Linked DNA regions of Homo sapiens: region 1 is linked to region 2. A link is a loop called in an ENCODE intact Hi-C map of the cell type or tissue named here. Cell type or tissue: heart right ventricle. All regions are shown on one strand. Each heading gives the region's core, and the rest is flanking DNA. Links, peaks and the distances in the headings are about the cores only.

Evidence for each region. A loop is a pair of places that touch in the nucleus more often than their neighbours do. Peaks named below come from ENCODE experiments on the same cell type or tissue, not always from the same donor. Only the 100,000 strongest peaks of a DNase experiment are listed, where the experiment ranks them.
Region 1: a loop joins it to region 2, with 7 times the contacts of the local background. A loop is called at or near these places in 7 of 110 quality-filtered maps.

Annotation. Positions count from the first base shown.
Region 1 is chr12:5,450,859-5,461,533 of GRCh38, reverse strand. The region is part of intron 1 of NTF3 (neurotrophin 3); the gene reads right to left. Among named protein-coding and RNA genes, the nearest start is that of NTF3, 24 kb to the right of the region's middle. In heart right ventricle, for the core only: no CTCF peak of the experiment used is centred there; no DNase peak of the experiment used is centred there; H3K27ac peaks cover 1,568 bases.
Region 2 is chr12:5,501,478-5,512,152 of GRCh38, reverse strand. LOC124902865 (a long non-coding RNA gene) reads right to left here and starts at 5,587. Exons shown (of 5, transcript XR_007063188.1): 1 at 5,436-5,587; 2 at 2,321-2,577; 3 at 1-36. RefSeq lists an enhancer at 1,491-2,690. In heart right ventricle, for the core only: no CTCF peak of the experiment used is centred there; a DNase peak (open chromatin) is centred at 5,232; H3K27me3 peaks cover 1,243 bases.

The DNA of each region.
Region 1 (10,675 bases), core at 804-8,803, 50 kb after region 2:
TTCAGGGTTTAGGCAGGCCGGTGCAGCCTGTTTTGAGCAGAGAGCTGAGGAGAGCACAGAGAACATGGAGAATGACCAACAGCCCATGTAGCCAACCATTTAAAAACTAATAATAAAAGGAAAGAATAAGGGAAAAAATCTCTTCTTCACTTTAAGTCTGCTGTCTTAATCATCTAAGTCATCTGGATGTTTTGCTGCATGGAGGACTGACCACAGCTGAGAACCTAGAGACCAGATCCTACCCAGGGCCTCCTTTAAAGCGATTAAACTCGAATCAGACTATGCTGCACCTCCTGACAGCACAGACGTCATGCTTGGAGCAGCAACCCTGGGAAATGCTCTTTGGGCAAATCAAGACCTTAAAAAATAATTATGGTTCGCACATCCTGAAGCAATAATGACTTCAAAACTCCCTTCACATGTGATTTATACATAAGTATAGTTCTCCCTTGAACCTTCCCCCCCAATCCCACTCTGCACACTCCACCCAAATCCAAGTGGTTAGAAAGTCAATATTCATAGGCCCTGCTAAAAGGCCCAGATGGAAAAACCCTGATCTGTATCAGGAGGAAAAGAACTGCTAACACCACCTGCCATTAAAATTCTCATACACCCAATTGTGCATAAATGCGAATGTGTGTGTGTGTGTTCCAAGATGTTCAAAGAAAAAAGGAGAAAAATTAATTAAGCCTACACCTCTCTGCCAAGGAATCAAATGCTCTCTGGGGCCTGGTATTAAGGGAAAGAAATGCAGTCTTACAGAGCTGCTGGTTCTGATCCAGTTTATTGTGGAAAGAGGGGAGAATGAGGTTAAAACTGGGATGGGGGCTCTGCTATTGACCTAGCTGGTTTTATTTTTGTTATCCCTGGGAAGGTGTCCCAGGTGGTGAAAGGGAATGTTCATTAAATGGATACCTATTCTATGCCAAGCAGTGGCACACATAGAACTAGAAAGGAACAGACAGAGATGGAGAAATTCCTTGGATGACTGGCCTTGTGGTGATAAAAGGATGAAAGCAAAGTTTCCATGGAAGAAACTTAAAATGCATATTGCTAAGTGAAAGGAGCCAGTCTGAAAAGACTACGCACTGTATTATTCCAACTACTATGATATTCTGAAAAAGGCGAAACTCTAGGCAGTCAAAAGACTGGTGGCTGCCAGGGATTGGTGGCAGAGGAGGGAGGAGGGATGGGCAGGTGGAGCACAGGAGAGTTTTAGGGCAGTGAAACTATTCTGTATGCTATAATGGTGGATACATAACATTATGCATTTGTCATAACCCATAAAACTGTAAAACACAAAGAATACACCTTAATGTAAACTATAGACTTGAGTTAATAATGATGGGCTAATATTTGCTTATTAACTGCAACAAATGTACTGCACTAATGCAACATGCTAATAATGGAGAAAACTGGGGAGTGAGGGGGAGGAGTTATACGGTAACTCTGTAATAGCTGGTTAATTTTTCTGTGAACTTAAAACTGTTCTAAAAATTGAAGACTATTAATTTTAAAAAATGAAAGGAGACTAGCTCTGCCTCTGTGAAGCCCCAGTGGGAGGGTGGTGAGGTGGGACCAGGAAAAGGGAAAAGGCCAGAGGACAATCTGGCCCTTTAGGAAAATTTGCAAATGAGGACGAGCATCTGGAATGGCAAATCAGATATTTTTTCAATGTCAGACTTAAAGGCATGAATCAAAAGCACAGATCTCACATGCTAGAGAAGAAAGAACTGGAGACCAGAGACCCCAAAGAGAAAACAATTGAAGGAACGCAGCCCCTCGAAGGTCCTGCTGATAAAATGTGCTCTGGGACCAAGGCCTTTTCCGGGAAACCACAGCCACAGCACCTTGATAACCTGCGTCTAGGACATCCGCTAAGCTCTGGCCTTTTCTCTCTCGTATTGCAACTGCAGGTGTAAAGAAATGGAAATGAAATTTCACAGCCAGGCAATGACGCAATATGCACGTTCCTCCCTGAAGATAATTGAAATAAGAAAACAGCACAAGAGAAGATGAAATCTGCTTATAAGACCCCTGGGAAATAGCCTCTTGCTGGGGTGTGAAGGGAAGGAGGGAGTGCAGTGTGTCACTCTAGCAGGGGAGCAATGGCAACATCTTTGAGAGTGAAGGACAGATGTGTCTTTAACTGGGGGACCTGGGGACAGACACTGAGCCTTGAGCTTCCCAAGCCCTCTTTTCACTCTTCCACTGGCAAGAATTGGCTGCCTCTGAGTATAGGGTTTCCAAGAAACTTTATCAGGGTCAAGGAGGAAGGGTGTGGTTGGCCTCCATCCTCTGACGTCATCTCATTTGAGAATCCAGAAGAGGAAGAGAAGATGAGCTCTCGGTACAGAAAGAACAGGTTTTAGTGAGCCAAACCAGGCATTACCTTTGGGAGGAAGAACACAACTGCAGTGCTCACCAGGGGAAAAATGGAGACAGAAAGGAAAGCCAATCAGCAAAGAGTAAGCTCCAGGCTTCGTTGTTACAGTCAAACCTGCCCGGCCCCCAGTTCTAGGGCGAGTGGGATTTTCCATGGCACGTCAAGAGTCTAAACTAAAGAGTGAGTTACCATCCTATAAAATAGAAGAAGGGTTTGGGCATGCCCATGTGAGTGAGCAAGGTTGTCTGTCAGTGTGCGTGTGCACGTGTGTGTGTGTGTGTGTATGTGTGCTTGCTTTCCCTACTTACTGGTCACAGAGAAATGAGGACCAGTTTGTCTACCTGCCAAAATCATTTCAGAGCTTGTTTAAAGGACTTCCAAAGAAGGAATAAGCTCCGTGTGGGAAGGGATTAAACCTCATTCAACTTTTTGCCTGGTTGCGTGGCATGGGATAAACATTTGCCAAAGTGAATGAGGGTTAGTCACCTGTTCTGGGAATTCATAGTGCCACCCCAAGGAAGTTTTTTCCTTAATCCCAGCTCTGATCTTTGATCTTATTCCAGATTTCTGCAGGCAAACACCTTCTGTTTTCACTTATTCATTCATTCATCAACTTTTTATTGGCTGCTTATTATAAGCCAGACACTGTCACGTGTGGTTTGGAATGCTACTAGGAACAAGTGGGAATTGTTCCTGCCTTCAAGAAGTCCAGAGTCTCCTGAGAAAGGTGTTGAATCAGGAACTACAATAAGGAATGCTGGGTGCTGAGGATGCTGCAGCATGCAATGGGAGTGTGTGATAGGGAGCCCCAGAATGCGACAGAGGACTAGGGACAGCCTCCCAGAGGCGGTCATGCTCAAGTGGCCACTGCTGCATACTAACAGTCAGGCAAGAAAGGCGTGGTGGCAGGGAAGAGGAGAGCTGCAGTAGTGTGAGCAAATACCCAGGTGCTGTGGCTCAGAGGCCAGAAGGTGCATTGTGCATTCTGGGAAACAAAAACAGCAAAACCCAGGATGGCTGGTGCATGGGGTATGAGTGAGAGAGAGGTGGGGAGAGTGTGAACAGTGTTGAAAAAACAAGGACTCAGAGGCACTGGAGAGCCATTATAAGATTTCAAGTAGAAAAATGACCCAATTAACTTTGCAAAGTATGGAGGATGGCAAGAGACAATGGTGGTTTTGATTAGCGTAGCGGCAGTGGTGACGAGGAGATCTGGACAAACTCCAGAGGCATTATGAGAGTTAGAATGATGAGGACTTGGAGGCTGCCCGATCCTGCGGATGACAGAGAGACAAGCTGAGGTGACTTCCAAGTCTCTGGACCACACACTAGAGTCGCAGGTGGTTCCATTTATTAAGGTGAAAGACAATGGAGAAGACTCACTGGAGTTGGGAAAGTTTGGGGCACAAAAGGAGCCCCTGTTCAGCTTAGCATACACTGAGTTTAGGAGCCTACAAAGACATTTGGGGTATCTATAGGGAAGCTGGATATATGGGTCTGTAGCTAACACAAAGTAATTGTGCATTTGAGAGATAAGATATAAGAGACCTGGGACACTTAGAATAGGCTATGGAGAGTGTATGGAGAGAGGAGAGCCCAGGTCAGATAAAGGAGCAAAAGTCAGCTAAGGAAAGCACGCAGAAACAGCCACAGAGGTAGGACAAAAACCAGGATGCCGTGGTATCCTACCAAGGAAAGAGGGTTTCAAGAAAGAAGACATCATGGAAGGGCCAGGCAAGGCAAAGCCAGAGAAGGGTCTGTGATAAGGCGATGGTAGAAGCCAGATTGCAAGGGGTTTAAGCATTGAACAGGAAATGAGGAAATGGAGCCTTCACTAAAGAAGTTAGGTGTGAAGAGGAGGACACAGTCAAGGTAGGAGCTGGAATGGAGGAACACAGGAACATCAGTGGCCACCAGTCACAGAACCCCGAAACTTCCTGGCAATGACAAGATTCGGTTAGTTTCTAACTTCTGACCATGCATACCTCAAATCCTAATATGCATGACTTTATACAGTTGCTGCTCTTTCTGGAATGCAAAGCACTTCCTGTTTCCTCTCTGTTCTCGTTTTATCCTGTGCAGCAAAAGGAGCGAGATGTTATGTTCTTCCTCTTGTGGGTGAGCAAACCCAGGCACAGACCGTGTCTGCTCTGTGAGCCTGTGGACCTGGGGACGGGCAGTGGAGATGGGAGGCCGTTCTGCGGGCCCCCTGCCTCCCTCAGCACCTCTCTCATACCTGCCCCTATGGGCCACTCAGCACACTCATGGTAGCTACACAGCAGTCATTTAGGGACTCTGGGTCAACTCGGGCCCAAATCACTTGACCTACGGGAGCTTGCTCTGCTTCCCTGTCTATTCCAGGAAGCCTGGTAAAAATCTTGGCAAATATCAGAGCCCAGAAACAGAATTTGGTCCTTGTCATCCCATCTGTGCTGAACCGTGGGAGGGAATCTTACACAAACCTCCCCTCCCAGAGCCAGACCCTCAGCAGAGCTCTGACCCCGAGTACCTGCTCCAGGGGCTGGGGGTGGGGGTGGGGGTGGAAGAGGACCCCCAGAGCTCACGATCAGGGCTGCAAACAGAATGCAGACCCTTTCTCTCCTCTGTCCCTAGAGCTCTCTGAGGAGCCAGGTCCACCGTGCCTGAGGTGGTTAGGTGCCGTTGGCCCCACAAGTGGGGATGGATTAAGTACTCTTGGCTGGGTTCCAACTGGGTCTGAGGGGTACACAGCTCCCAGGGTCCCACTGATTTCTGGGGTGAGTAAAGGAAGCTAAAGGCCGCTGCAAAAATCACAAAAGGAGGCTACCATCCATTTATTTTTCACTCATCAATCAATGCGATTCTATGTGATTCTCAAAAGGGCTGTCACTGCCCTACTAAAGGGCATTTGGAAATGTGTCAAGGTGTTTCTGGTTGCCATGGTGACCGGAAGGGGATGATGCCACTCGCATTTAAAGCTTGCAGTGCATCCTGTACCACTAAGAACCATCCCAGCCCAAGTGACCAGTGCTCCTGCTAAGGAAAGCTCAACCTCAGCTGACGACTGACAGCCCACCATTGACTGGAGGTCCGGACATGCTTGGAGGAAGAAGTCACAGATAAGCAAACATTTGCCTCTCCTGCCCCAAACATGCCCTCCTTTTTCTCTAGTGGCCCGCACAGCTGTGAGGGTTATCTGGGCTGGGGTGGGCGATCATGACCCCCAGACTGCCAGAGAATGTCTTGCTTTCTCAGACTCTGTGGACTGCCTGATTCTAACCACTGACCCTCACTCCTGACACTTCTCCCTGCACATCCCTCACCATCCATGAAAGGCACTTCAGCCAAAAGAAGGATAGAGCCAGCTTCTTGCAAGGCAGCATCTTGGAGTCAGCAACATGTTCCCGATCAGCTGCTGTGTGCCCTGAGCAAGACATGAACTTCTCAGAGCCACACCTCCTTTCCATTGTCCCCAGCACCCATCTAAACAGGGAATAGAACTTTGTCTCTCACTGTCGAGGGTGCAGGTGGGCTATCCTGGAGGATATGAACAGGAATTGGGGCCCCCTCAATCACAGGGGCTATGTGTGTGTGTGTGTGTGTGTGTGTGTGTGTGTGTGTGTGTGTGTGTGTGTTGGGGAGGGGTTACAGAGGCCAGATGGATAGGGGGCTGTGGGCTCTGTTAGGACAGGACTCCTGGAGTCCAAGGGGAGGCCAGGCCCAGGCACTTCTGCCCTAAGCCCTGACTTGCATGCATCGTCCTCCTGCCTCCTGGACAGCTCACAACACCTAACCCAGGCAGTCATGGGTTACGCTCAAGAAGCTTGGCATAAGCCTCCCAGAGCTGACAACGATCGAAGACAGATGTATGCCATCGTCAAAGAATACTAATGGGGATCATGAAAAGGAGTAGCACGCTTGCGTGTGCAGAGAGACAGGAGCTGGGAGGGGAGCAGTGGAGGCTGTTTCAAGAGCGCAGGCAGGCAGCAGATGCATGCCGCATGACCCTGTAGGCAGGGCAGCCCTATTGGAAGATGTTTCCACAAGAACAGGGGCTGTGCTCACTGCAGGAGGCCGGAGCCCAGTGCTCCCATTTGCTCCACACGTTAGGCTCCTGCTGAGAATGTTATTCTGGCCAGGAAGGGATCCTAGAGAGCACCCATCCACCTCCCAATCTTGCCTACAGAGAAACTGAGGCCTGGAGAAGGTAAATACCTAGGCCACAGACATGCAGCCTCATGGCAGGGCCAGGGCAAGAACTCCTGGCTGCCAAGCAGCCTTCTGCACCTCCCCACCAATTTGCCGCTCTGCTCGCTATACTTTCCTGTCCTCTCTGCCTGCCTAGGCCCTCTGCTTTCCAAGACCCTCCATCTACTCCCCCTTTTTCTCGCCGCTGTCCTCCTTGCTTTCCATGCACAGCTCCCAGAGATTCCCAAATTGTTGGAAGAGCAAAGCAGGCATTGTGCTAAAAACATAAAAAGCTGAACTGAGCCAAGGAAAATGAGATGCTTTCCTCCCTGGTTGTTATTGTTGCTGGTGTGGACAGAGACCCCACATGGGGGCCCTGCCCCTAGGCCTCCTCACCCCAAAGAGAACTGACTATGTGTTAGCACACAGCTCACCCTGCACTCTGTGGGTGTTTGGAGGAGTTACAGGTGCCCAACATCTTTCCTTCCCATTATGGGTTGAATTGTGTCTACCACCAAGATATGCTGGAGTCCTAACCCCTTAGTACTTGAGCACATGACCTTATTTGGAAATAAGGACTTTACAGAGGTAACCAAGTTAAAATGAGATCATTAGGGTAGAACTTAATCCAATTGGGTTGACATCCTTATAAAAAGGGACATCTGAACACAGACATGCACAGAGGAAAGACAGTGTGAGACAAAGGAGAAAGCCATATGAAGACACAGGATTTGACAGATGCATCTATAAGCCAAGAAATGCCAGAGGCTACCAGAGGCTAGGAGAAGGCGTGGGGCAGCTGCTTCCCTGGGCCTTCAGATGAAACACGGCCCTGACCGCAACCTTGATCTTGGACTTCTGGCCTCCAGAACTGTGAGGCAATACATTTCTGTTGTGCTAAGCCACCCAATTTGTGGTGCTTTGTTACGGCAGCCCCAGGAGACTCATACACTTCCCAACTCTCAGGGGTAGTCTTAGGCTACCTGCCATGCCCAAGGGCCTCACTCTGTTGTCTACAGGAGACAATGGAAGGTTGTGTTTTTGTTAACCTGCCACAGAGCACAAGCCAAATCATGTATACCTTGGATCAAAAGAGCTCCTGGAATGTGTCTGGGAAACTCAAACTCTACCCTACACAGTTCTCCAACATCTTCCTCCCTCCTCCCCTTCACTAAGCCCTTCAGAAAGTCTTGGTTGCTGGGCCATTCCTGGTCTGCTGGGCCAGGGAGACCTTCACGACAGATGGCCCCTGTCTGTGGTCAGCTGGCAAAAAGATCCCGAACAAGTGGGAAGCATGAAGGAGCATGAGACTAGGCAAATGCGAGAAGAAAATCCTCTCACTACCCAAAACATCTGTTGGAAGAATAAATACAGCTAAACATGGATCAAAGAGATTTCTAAGCAAGAGAGAACAGTTTTACAATGCAGCGCACAGATAAAGCCAACTGGAAAAGCTGCCGACCAGGTTCCAGTTCTTCCCAACTGGAACAAATAAACTGATAAGGAGAAAGAGTCCAACAGGGATGGGAAAGAGAAGTGTGCATATGTGGGCAGATCTGGAAGCCAGAGGAAAGCCTACACTCTGTGAAACAGCAATATTCTTAGGGAAGGGGAGGCAGGAGGGGTAGGAAACACTGAAGGTGAAGAGAGAGCTGGTATCAGGGACTGGAAAAAAGACTTTGCAGTAAGTCACACATACATCACAGTGCTAAATATGCTTGCAACTGGCTTTGAGAGTCAAAACAATAGGAAAATAGGTATCAAAAATGTTCATCATTGTTATTAATTTATTCTTTTCAAAACTAATTTAATACACCATGTATTAAATGCTTCATATATGCCAGGCATTGTTCTAAGCATTCTACATGTGTTCAGTCATACAATCCTTATATAATGCCATAAGGCAGTTACATTATTATCCCCATTTTACAGATGAGAAACTTGAGGATGATGGATGTGTAAACGATCTTACTCAGTCACCTGGCCAGCAAGTGATGGAGCTGGGATTCACAGCCAAGTCAGCCCGGCTTCTGCCTTACGGTTCTTTCCCACTGCACTACATGAGATGTGCACTTAGCTGTAAGGTCGGGGTGGGGAGTAGGAAGAGAATATAGGAGAAGACCAATCCGAAAATTAGACCAAGAAAGCACATATGCTTAGAGGATCAGCTAATGAAGCAAAGGGGAGGCGACAGTCTTTCTCATAATCCTGAGTGCTCTTCCCAAGGCTGCCCTAGGTGGGGGGATGCGTGAGTACACACAGGCCAGCCAGTGTGCCTTTCCGCTATCCTGTGGTAACCATCAGCCCCGGCTCCCCACTCAGAGCTGTCAGGGCTTTCAAGAATAACCATCTTTCTTTAAAATGTTAACATCTTCAAGCTTGGAAAGGTAACGTCTGGAAATCTATTCTGAGAGAATAGCCAGATATGTGTATTCAAATGTATGTAAAAGGATGGCAACTGTAGTATAAAAAGTGTGACCAAAAGGAAAATGTGCCCCAGAAGCAAAATGGTTAAAGAGTGGTATGTGATGGAATATTATGCAGTGAAAAGTCATCTTATGCAAGAATAATTAAAGACATGGAGAGGGCCAGGCGCGGTGGCTCACGCCTGTAATTCCAGCACTTTGGGAAGCCGAGGCGGGTGGATCACGAGGTCAAGAGATCGAGACCTTCCTGGGCTGACATGGTGAAACCCCGTCTCTACTAAAAATACAAAAATTAGCTGGGCGTGGTGGCGGGCGCCTGTAGTCCCAGCTACTCGGGAGGCTGAGGCAGGAGAATCACTTGAACCCGGGAGGCGGAGGTTGCAGTGAGCTGAGATTGCGCCACTGCCTTCCAGCCCGGCAAGAGAGTGAGACTCCGTCAACAAAAAAAAAAAAAAAAAGAAAAGAAAAAGACATGGGGAGATACGTACAATGCAATAATGACTGGAAAATGCCAGGTAAAAACTGGTTATATTGTATGGTGAGCCCCTTATTTATAAAAGGGAGCTGGGCATGGTCGCTCACGCCTGTAATCCCAGCACTTTGGGAGGCCAAGGTGATAGGATTGCTTCGGGCCAGGAGTTTGAGACCATCCTGAGTAACATAGTGAGAGCCCGTCTTCACAAAAATTGAAAAATTAGCCAGGAATGGTGATGCATGCCTGCAGTCCTAACTACACAGGAGGCTGAGGTAAGAGGATCGCTTGAGCCCAGGAATTGGAGGTTGCAGTGAACCATGAGTGCCACGCCACCACACGCGAGTCTACAAGACAAAGTAAGACCTTGTCTCTAAAAATTACATTAAAGTAAAAAAACAAAAATAAAGGAAATACACATATACAGACACAGAAACAAAGACACACAAACACATGCACACACAGAGAAAGAATGTCAAAGGGTATTGAAGGTATTTCTGGTCATTGTTTTACTCTTTATTCTTTCCCCATTTTCTTAACTCTCTATGTTGAACATACATTAGAACAGATATTTACTTCATAATCAGAAAGAATGCTGTACGTCATCACTACTTCTGGAAGGATCCCCAAAGGCTTAGCTGTTATCTTTCCACTTCCCACTGGCTGGGTGCAAGAGTGTGGTACTTCTGGCAGCCTCAGTCAGTTCTGCAGTACTTCTTTGGTTTTAAGCTTAGTCTAGGCAAAGCCAAAAATCTTGAATTAAGGAAGCAAATGCTTTGTGTTTCAGATTAGATTAAAAGAACTAAATATATTAACTATACCTGCTGATTTAAAGGCCGTGGTTAGGAGGCACAGTAGGATGAGGCTACCATGCAGAGGGGTACAATCCCATAAGGTAGTTCATTATATTATCCCCATTTTACAGATGAGAAACTTGAGGTAGCTTACTGTGGCCATGCTTCAAATTACAGCAAGAAGGTGTAAGGCACTGGAGAGGGATTGAAGGGAAGGAAAATGATTTAAAAATAAACAAGAAGGTAGTGTGGGATAGTGGTTAGGGCTGTCTGGACTCTGGAATCAGAAAAGAGTCGTCCTAAGCTTGGTGCCACCACTTCCTAGACATTTAATCTTGGATGAGTTACTCAGTCATTTGAAAAACCTTTACTAAGTAACTACCAGGTGCCATGCAGTAGTCCAGGTGCTGGAGATACAGCAATGAAGCAA
Region 2 (10,675 bases), core at 1,368-9,367:
TGGGTGCCTCAGGAGGTCCTTGTCCAGAACACAGTCCTGGAGGAAAAACAAATGCACGTCCAGTGCGGGGAGCACCTTTGCCAAGCGCATGCGAGTGCACATCTGTGTCGAGGGCCATGCAGCACAGCACCCTCCCGGAACCCCCTCCTCCCCCCATGCACACAGCTGCCTGGGGGAACTGTCTGCTCTCTTGTTCAAGGACAGGAACATCTTCTCTGGCTCGGGGAGGAAAGCTAGCGGGTGTGGCCCACATCCCCATCAGCACTGCACCCCCACCCCTGCCCTCGGGCTCTCGTCTAACACGCCACGAGGTCCTTGACTTCATAAGTTTCTCTTTTGCACAGCGCGTACATTTGGGCACTAAGCCTGGTCCCCCTGGGCTGCTTTCCAGGGGCCAGATAGGAACTTCCGTGCCTAGGGGGCCAAACCTTGCAAGCTTCCACGTGGGGGCGCAGCGTGCCAGCCGACGGTTCCGCGTCACCAGGCACCCAGCACAGAGTTTGTGCAGTTATTTTGCACATTTCATTTAATTTTGTCCTTACTGTTTTATAAAGATGAGTGGAAAGCTGGAGTAGAAAGCACAGATCTCATGAACTTAATATAAATGAGACAAAGATAGGAGTCCTTAGGCACGCCCAAGGAAGACCAAAGAAGCCACAATCAGATGCTCACCAGAATTAAGCTGTGTTCAGATGCATGCCAGGCACGTTCGCGCCTTAGGGCCCTGTACCCAGAATGCCCTTTCCTTGATTTCCACGCGGCTCATCCCTCACCTCCTTTCCAAGTCATTGCTCAAATCTTAGTGTATCAATGAGGCTTTCCCTGATCCTCCTGTTTTAAATTGCAACCTGCACTCTACCCTCCACCTGCATTCTGGATCTTCTCTCTTGGGCTCTGCTTTTGTCTCCCTTTGTTTCCTCCCCATAGCACTTATCACCATCTAACATTTATGATGTGAAGTTTTCATTATCCATCTCCTTCTGTTATTAGATTGTGCGCCCCACGAGGGATATATTCTGAATACCTGGAATGGTGTCTGGTACCTAGGAGGTGCTCAACAGATATCTGTTGAGTGACTGCATGTTGAATTGTAGCAGAAGTAAATGAATGAACATGTTCAAAATATGGTTAGTATATTGCAAAAATTATGCATAAAATGTGGATATAATTACGATTTTACAATCTTTTTTTAGCTCTCTGGGAAAATACACCCCTATGCCATATAAATCTCTGGTTGTGCTTTTGAACATTTGCTTTTGGCTCACAATTCGAGAAGCACACTAGCCATGGTTAGCAGGGAACAGCTTTTGGACAAGCTGAGCCCAGGGTTACAGGAGACACAGGATATGGGCAGAGTTCAAGGCAGGGCGGTGAAATCTAGAGAGGCTTCTCGGAAGAAGCAGTGTGACCTGTCCTTCTTGTGATTGACATTTGGCACACCCCAGGGCAGATTCTGCCAGATTTAGCAGGGAAAGCCTGGGAATTGCAGCCAGGGTCTGTCTAGAATACTCTCTAGGTGTTTGCTAGCTGACCTTTGAGGCAGGTAAAGCCGCCTCATACACTGCAAGGAAGGCGTTGGAGCCAGAGGAAACCCTCTCTGATGGGAAACAGGAGACAAGACATCTGGCTCTTTCCCAGGCCAGAGGAGCAGAGGGTGCAGCTCCCAGTGAGGCCTGGAGAAGAAAGGAAGGGAGGAGTTCCTGGCATAAGGACAGGGCCCTTGCCCCCTCCCAATTTCCTCCAGTTCTGTTCATCAAACCCTTAATAAACCTGTTCCCTTTCCCGCAGTGAGCAGTTACGAAGTGCTAGGCCCTGTACAAGCACTTGAGCGGCAACGACTCAATTCCCACAACTCCCACGTGCTGCTCATCACTTTTCCTCTGCTCTACTGATACAGAATGGGAAGAACGGAGGGGTGAGTTTGTCCCGGGACTATGGTTGGAGGGAGTCAGTGTCAGAGCCCAGCTGTTTGGTTCTGGTGCTCACACTCTTAACCACTGCCAAGCCCAGGAAGGCCCCAGGCCATGCTGGGGGGCCCAGTGGGATTCCTCTCACCCACCTCTAAGGATTCCATCACCCTACATTCCATCCCAGAATGCAGAGGTTCTGTGGGGAGTGGGTAACAGAAAATAAACCCTTTAGGACCAAAGTGGTAAAAAAGACAAACAAAAACAGCTTACATGCAAAATCAGAGAAAATCTTGTTTTGGTGAACCAGATGGCTAGTCGCCCAGAGACAACCTCATCTCGGGTTGAGGAAGTTGTTTCTCTCTTTCTCTACACACAAACAGAAAATGTGCATAATTTCACCTTATTCTCACCTTAGTCTCAGAACTTTGCTGCGGCCTGGGACCATGGACCTGAAGAGTGGGTGTCGCTGGCTGGGATGAGTGTGTACAGCTGGAAGTATCTGTTGGTTTAGTTCTTCTGAGCCCCACCTCCAACCTTGACCAGGGTTGACTCGCCACAAAGCTAATGGAGCTTCAGCTTCAGGTTTCTTCACTTGCCCCTGTCCTTCCAAAGACTGCAGGGCATCCTAGCAAGGTATTCACGTGGTTATTATACGGTTTTAACAGTTCTGTGGAAGTAAGGTTAAAATTATTCTCATATGAAGAAATAAATTGTAACAAAAAATCTTAGATCATACTAAAAGTATTAGTTCATTAAGAGGAAGACATACATTTCCAATCTTTATGATACATTTCCAATGGAAGTAATAAGTAGGCTCTTGGATTATAATATAACCCAATTAAAAGAAAGGGATGAATTATAAGCTCACATCGGAAAAAAGATTTTCCTTTTTTTGCTGACTCAACATAAAATCAGAACATTGACCAGGATAGCATAACTATGGTGCAGACATTGGTGACCGACTGGTTAATGAGTGTTGGCAATTCAAAGAGCATTTAAGATTAGTCACTGCATTAATAGATAATGAAAATGTCCTGACATTTATCAGCCGATCTGTGAAAGAAACTTGATAGACATTTTCCCAAATTTGGTACCAATTCTGAAAATGTATGTGATGTTACCGCTGATAAGTTGTGAACTTCAGACTTTTCCATATTGGAAAAAAATCTGATCAACCATGTTACAAGAGAAGTTAAATTATCTTTCTCTTCTCTCTATGGAAAAGAATATTATAAAACTATTGTCACATATGAAGATTATTCAGCCAAAAATATGGGAAGTAAAGTATGACAGACAGTTAATGCAGCTATGAATATCATGTTATTCTTCCATATTTCCAGATTTTTCAGTGGTATCTATCAGCTTTTGAGGTTTATAATTGGTTGTGATTTATTTTATCTCTAGGTATTTGTACTGGTTTGCTGGGGTTGCCTTAACAAAGCCCTACAGACTGGGAGCTTAAACAACAAGAATTTACTGTCCTGCAGTTCTGCAGGCTGAAGTCTGAGATCAAGGTGTTGGCAGGGCTGGTTTCTAAGGGATCTGAGGGAAGGCTCTGTTCTAGGCTTCTTGCCTTGGCTTGCAGATGGCCATCTTCTCCCTGTGTTACCACATCGTCGCCTCTCTGTGTTTGTCTCTGTCCTAACCTCCTTTTTCTTATAAAGACATGAATCCTATTGGATTAGGGCCCACTCTTACAATCTCGTTCTAATGACTTCTTTAAAGACCCTACCTGCAAATACAGTCACATTCTGAGTAGTGGGGGGAGGGCTCCAACATACTCATTTTGAAGAAACACAATTTCAGCCCATCACGGTATCCAATCTAGTATTTTGTTTAAAAAGAGGAGTCCACAATTTTTGTTTGCTTGTTTCAAGCACCAGAAAATTTAGACCTAGACACATGGGTATCTCTTTTGTTCTTAAAATCACCTATTCTGAAATTTACAGTCTCTCGTCTACAAGAAATCTTTCCAATTCAACACACGTTATTGAGGGCCTACTGTGTGCTAGGCATTGCTGACCCTGGGGCTTCACAAGGAAAGCTAGGGATGGTGAGTGCAGGCCGGGAAGCCCCAGGAAGGTGCGGGGCCACTTCATGGGTATGGGACCTGGGCGGCCCCACTGGGTGCTGTGTGTAGAAGAACCCTGAACTTGGGGTTTAATGTTTGCTGCCACCATTTTGAAATTCTCCATCATTTATGAACAAGGGACCCTGCCTGCATTTGCATTTTGGGACCTGCAAATTACATAGCTGGTCCTGAGGAGGGGAATTGATTCAACTTCTAGTTACAGCCCAAGTTAGCCATAGAAGGCTTTTCCTTCAGAGAAAGGGAGGGCCAGCAGGAAGAGGAACAGTATGTGACGAGACACGCAGGCAAGAGTCAGGGAGCATTGCTCACGTGTCATCTAGCGCTCTCTCCCTCTACTGAGGGAAAGGAAACATGCTCTTCATGGAGAGCACTCTGAGGTTCGAGCACTGAAGCTGGAGTGCGTGGATTTGAATGCCAGCTCTCTTGTTTCCCAGCTGTGCCTTCAGGCAAGTTACTGACTCTCCCTAGAGTCCAGCATCCTCATCTGTCAAGGGAGGAAAGTTGGACATTCAAGACGCAGGATTGGTAGGTGTGCATCACTTTTGAGTCACAGTAAGGAGAAGCAGTTGTGTGGGCTAAAGATTGTGGTCAGAAAAGGATCCCTGGAGGATGGGGAACAGCCCATGCTGAGGCTTGGAAGTGGGGATGTGCAGGTCAGGTATGAGAAATATGGAGAAAGGCAGTGGGGCTGTTCTCAGTGTCAGTGAGGGAGAAACAGCCGGAAAAGAGGCTGGGGCTACTTTGTCAATGACCCCAAGTGCCCAGCCAGGAAGCCAGGACTGTATGTAGACAGTGGGGAACTCCTGAAAGCATTGGGGTGGGGCCTGATGAAAGCGGTCTTTGATGAAAATCCCTGTGTGGGAACGTTCTCATTCAGCTCCTTTAGAAAGCCAGGTCTGGAGAGAGGAAAGTCAGCTATGCCGGGGCCTCCTGAAGGATGGGTGAGATCCCACCTCCAGCCCCACCAGGCATGCAACACAAAGGCACACAGAGGGCAGCAAGGAACCTTGTGCTCCTAAGGCCAGCAGCCCTGTTCTGTCTTCCCAGCCACCTCAGGAATTGCAGTGTTGTTGCCAATTATGGTTGCTGGCCTGGAACAGGGCCTGTGGGGCTTGGAGGCTGAGCAAGGCCGCAAGACCCACCCCGGGGATGCTGACTTCATGGGGGTTGACAGTCACACTGACACGAAGCAGGGTTTGTGTCAAAAGTTCAGGAGGAAGCGTGACAGGATAAGAGGGAGAGGAAGCAATGTGGACAGCTCAATTATCCTGGGACCAAGATCCAGCATCTGGATTTCCAGCTGCAAAAGACCAGAAAGGGCAGGGACCGGAGCTGGTCCTTCCACCAGGGCAAGGGGATGAGTGAATGCTCAAGGTGGTTCTGAGTGTTGAGTCCCACTCAGATGAGGGGGAGGAGTGATGAAGCTGCCCCACCTTCTCCAAACCTGCCTTTCAACGCAGCAGCATGCCTGTCCAGGTCTCTCCCTTCCATCTGACTTTCAGCATGTCCATTCTCCAGAGATGTCACAGAGGATCCTGAGGTCTGCACTGGAGCTGCCACATCTTCTCCCTTGGCTTCAGGCAGACCTGGATTGGTGTGGCCACAAACAAGCAGCAAGTGTAGATGACGCAGCACACCAGAGGGTGGAGAGAGAAGCTCACAGCCCTTCTGGACAGAAGAGCCACTGGTGCCTATGGTGACCTGTCTATGAAAGGCCACTCTCCCGGGTCACTCCTGCATGGCCCAGGCTTCTTCTCTTTTGCAAGACTAAGTCCAAGCTCTCTAGCACGGCACATGAGCCTCTGTGTGCTGACGCTTGCTCTCTTCACTCTTTAAGTTCCAACAATATAAACATATTTGTTGGCTCCCTTGTACTTTGCAGTATCTGGAATATCTTTCTCTTATTTCCTTGCAGGCATCATTAGCTCCAGGGAGACTTCCCCTCCCCTGCCCCCCTTAGGTGAGGCAAAGAACCCCCTATCTGTGCCCTAATAGCAAGCCTTCATGAAGGGAATTAAAGCATCAATCACATTGTATTATAACTGTTTGTGTCTCTCTCTCCAGGAGACTGGGCTGCAATCTGTATGCCCAAAGGGAAGGGTGGGAAGGTCTGACACACAGCTGGTGCCCAGGAAGAAGGAAATGGATGTGGCCCAGAGATGCCTGACTCACGTGAGCTCATGCAGTGACACTGGGGTTCTAGGGTTCACATCCATGGCACTTGCTGGGCACCAGGCTCCTGCTTGTCTACATGACATTTCTCTCAGCTCTTGCTATCCTGCAGTGGCTGATGGGGTCTGTGGGCAGTCAGCAAATTATAGAGTCCAGTGGCAATCAGCTCACCCAGTCTTCACCAGGGGCTGGCACAGACTGGGCGCATGAGAAGCTGAACTGAAAGGACGAGAGCAGGGGGCAGGGCCCTACCCAGTGGTAAGGGCAGGCCTGCACCCTGCCGAGGTCACTGTCTGCCAGAGCACCAGGAGGATGCAAGGTTGATGTTGCAAAGGAAACCCATAGAAATCAATAGTCTTCTGCTTCGCGACCTCCTTTCCCATCCAGTTGGTGCCATGCTTTTGGAGCAGAGGGTATTTTTGCAAGCATTTAAGAAAAGTTCCAGATTTAGCCTGGACTTAAAAGTCAAAAGTCCTAGAACTGACTTGGGCTACAGTGTAATGAATTTTGGCAAGAAAGCAAGAAAGTTCCCTAGAAGTGGAGGTGTCATGAGCAGCAAGGTATTGCATGTGTCTGCACAGTGGGGCCAGCGGGCCATTTCCTCCTCTGGGGACTATAGGCACAGACCCTGTCTCTCAGGGGGAGGAGGCCAATGTTATTGAGCACTTCCTAGATGCCAAGCATTGTGCCAACGGCCTTACGTGTTTGTCCTCCATCCTGACAACCTCCTTGTGCAGTAGGCAGACCGGATGTCAGGCTGGAAGGTGGGCCAGTTAGCAATCATTGCTCTCCAAAACCCTTAAGTGATCTCTTACTACCTGGCTGCCCTGGCCCTTCCCCTGGAGACCTCAGGAATTCCTTATGAAGGCCCAGAGGAGGCACCCCAGGACCTGCTATAGCCTACCATGCTTTGCTGGTGTCCAGGTCACTTGTTCCAGCTACAGACAATGTAACTGTCACCCCTGGAGATAGATATTATTATCCCCATTTCATAGTGAACTTGAGAAGGAACGAAACCAGGGAACTTGCCCCAGGTCACATGATTATCGGTGGTGGGATCAGGGTTCAAACCTGGGTCTGCCTAACTTTGGCCACTGCATCACAAACATCACAATATGTTTACTCTATGGATTAACAATATGTGAATGCATCCTCTTCCAGAGGTTGAGGGTCTGATAGCCATGAATTAAGCCTTCCATGTGCACAAATCCAGGTTTCTGAGAAGTCCCTGGGAATGTAGAGGCACGTGCTGGCAGATGCCAGGGGAGTTCTGCAGGGCACTTGCAGAAGCTCTTCTGCTGGCCCACGGGAGGTGTCTGAACACCTCACATCACTCACTCCTGTGGTTTCATGTACAAGGGTGTCTCTTATGGCAGTGTGGCATAATGGAGGGTGTTCTGGACTGGAGGACAGATCTGGTTCTCATTCCAGCTCTGCCCCACATATAAGCTGTGTGGCCTTGGCTAGATTACCTAACCTCTCTGAAGTCAAGCTGGCTTAGTAGGTTGGGTTTGGAGGTGGTTCTAGTGGCCTTTTGGGGGGATTCTCGGAACCCCTTCTGTACAATCTGTACTTGATTGTACAGATTCTGTACTTGACTCCCCTTCTGTACAATCGCAAAGCTCTCATCCTTGCCACTCATTCTTAAGGTAGCCGGGGTGAGCTCCCAGGATACATTTTGTCAAATTAGAAATGTTTTTATATCCTCTTTTAAAGAAGAAAAACTGATGGAGGGTTGTAGAGTACAAATGACTCAATTATAGTCCCAAGAAAAGTCCCAAGAGTAGTTTTCTTGATGCATGCCTAAGATGAAAAGAAAGTGCCCTTGGGGTGCCAGAGGCAGAAACCCAGCCCTGGGTTGGGCAAACCTCCCCACCTCTCCTTGTTGGGGAGCTGCCAGCAAGAGCCAGAGGCACTGGAATTCAGAGGGAGTGGCCCTGCCCATCACCTGCTCCCCACCACCCCAGCCCCCGGGCCTTTTGGCATCTGGAGGGGAATCAGAGGGCCCACCCCTGACAGCAGGACAGAGTGACTGCGTCTTGTTCCTCTGGAGTGAAACAGGTTTGACGGGGTGAAAAGTCCCTGGAGAGACAGAAGCAATACTCTGCGTAATGCCCGCCTCTGTTATGGGGAGAATGTGGTGTAACGTCCAAGGTCTCCTATAAAACATGTTACCTAGTGCTGAAGAACAGAGAAATAATTTGTGGATTGGGCCCTGTGTGTGCTACTGCTGAAACTTGGCTTTTGATTTTTTGGCTAAAAATCCTCTGCTTTAATGACAACCATTAATTGCTCAGAGTTTATGAAAATGTGTTTGACTTCCCTTAGGCATACTGAGATTTCATGCCTCGAATTTCACAGGAGCAAGCATTTCAACCATGAAAATATACAACATGCAACACCAGCACCGCCCTCGCCCAGCCCCCCTTACTCATTCTCTACCCTTTTACTGTATTGTATTTCTTCTAGGCAGTTACCACCACCTAAATCATTTTATCTACACATTTGCTTGTTTCTTTCTTCTTCTTTTTTTTTTTTTCCCTGTCATACCCTCTACAAGGTAAGCTCCATTAAGGCATGAGCCTCATCTGCCCATGTTTGTCATCGTACTAATCAATACCTGAGAAGAGGGCTGGTGCATAGTAGGTTTTGATATAAATTAGTTGAACGAATGCATGGCTGAGTGGATGAATGACAGCTCAATCAAGACATGATGTTCTTAATCTAAGAAGTATAAGCACAGCCCTGGTTCATGATCTTGTATTTTGTTTCCCATAACTACACTTAAAAGTCTTCTTTCAGTTTGAGTCCTTTCCCCAGCGTTTTGCCAATGGAATAATGGAGCCACCAATCTTTGGACTAGAACAGACATCATGATTCTATACTGCTGAGCCTCTTGCCTGCCCTGGCTCTCCATGGATGTCTAAAGAAGTAAAGAGCAACCAACCTCCCTCCTCGCTAATCCATTCTCCCTGGGGCTTGACTCCAGTCCTTCTTCCTGTTGTAATCCCTGTTTATGAAGGGGATTCATTCACTCATTTGTACAACAAACATTATTGAGTGCCTACTGATGGCATAGGCATTGTGCTCAGCATTTGGGATAAAGTTCTGACGAAAATCAGCATGACTTAGGGACTCATGTAGATGACAGCCAAATGGGGCAACAGGGCAAAGAAGAATGACACAAATAATCCCACAGCTGTAATTTCAGTTGTGTTATGTGATAGGATCATATAAATTGTGAGGAAGGGTCGACCATAAGTAACTCAGGAGGAGGCGTCGGGAAAGATCCCCTGAGGAAAAGGAAGGCTGAGCAGGTGGGAATCAGACAAACAGAGCCTAGCAAGAAAGAAGAGCATTTAAGGCAGAGGGAACTCCTGCCCGAAAGCTCTGCAGCAGAAAGGTGTTTGCCCACTTCCAGGATTTTCTTAAGAAGGAGGAATCTTTTTTCCTAATAGACCAAGAGGCTTTCAAGGAGTCAAATTAACAACTGAGAAAAGTTCTAGCCCAGAAAATACAACCACAATAAGTTCTTTTTTTGACAAGAATCTTTAGATCTCAGCTTCCCAATAGCTGGCTTTTTCCTTTAAAATACAACCTGAAATGTCTCTGATGGTGGTGTCTGAAGCTGGCTGCTAAGGCCTACGGCCCTGCTGTGACACTTATCTGAAGATGCAGATGGTGTGAGTCTCAAAATGGTCATTTCTTTCTCCTCAGCAATCTCCAAGCATTTTTCCCCCCCAACTTCCAAAGTGATCAAGTGGGTGAGCACATAACCCTTCTGAAATGGAGGCCAGACCCATAGATCCCCATTGGGAGTCCAGATTCCCACACCCTGATTCGCTGATGAGCTTATGATTTGGGCTTCCACTGAGCTTAGACTAGAACCATTTGTACATGGAGAGGCTCACCTATGCTGGATTACTTCCAAATGAACAAGAGGTGTTTTTTCATAATTTCAAGCATACTTCTATCTTAATAACCAGCTGTCTATTGGATACCATTACTTTGATGTCCTCTGAGAACCTCGCACCCAGTGCCTATAGTTCCTATATAGTTCCTGTCTTCCAATCCACTGTCTTGCTGTCTTCTTGCATTTGATTTAGAACCATCATGATTCGAGAAGTGCTAGAGTCATCTTCCTAATGCCTTCCTCTTTCGCCTTCCACATCCACTTGGTTACCTAATCTTGTTGACTGCATCTCAAAAATGCTTTTCTAATCCAATATATCTCCTCACTCCTATTGTCTTCTCTTTAGTCTAGGCCCTCACTTGTGATCAACCTGATCAGTCTGTCCCCAGTCCATCCATCAGTTATACTGCCACCAAAATTATCTTCTTAAAAAATGCAGAAAAAAAAACCCTTATTGACTCCTCATTGATTAGTGAATCTGATTCTCCAAGTGTGTAGCAGCTGCAGTATCCCTGGGAACTTGCTAGAAATGCAAATTCTCTGCCCCCACCCCAGACGTGATGAATCAGAAACTCAGGTGATGGGCCC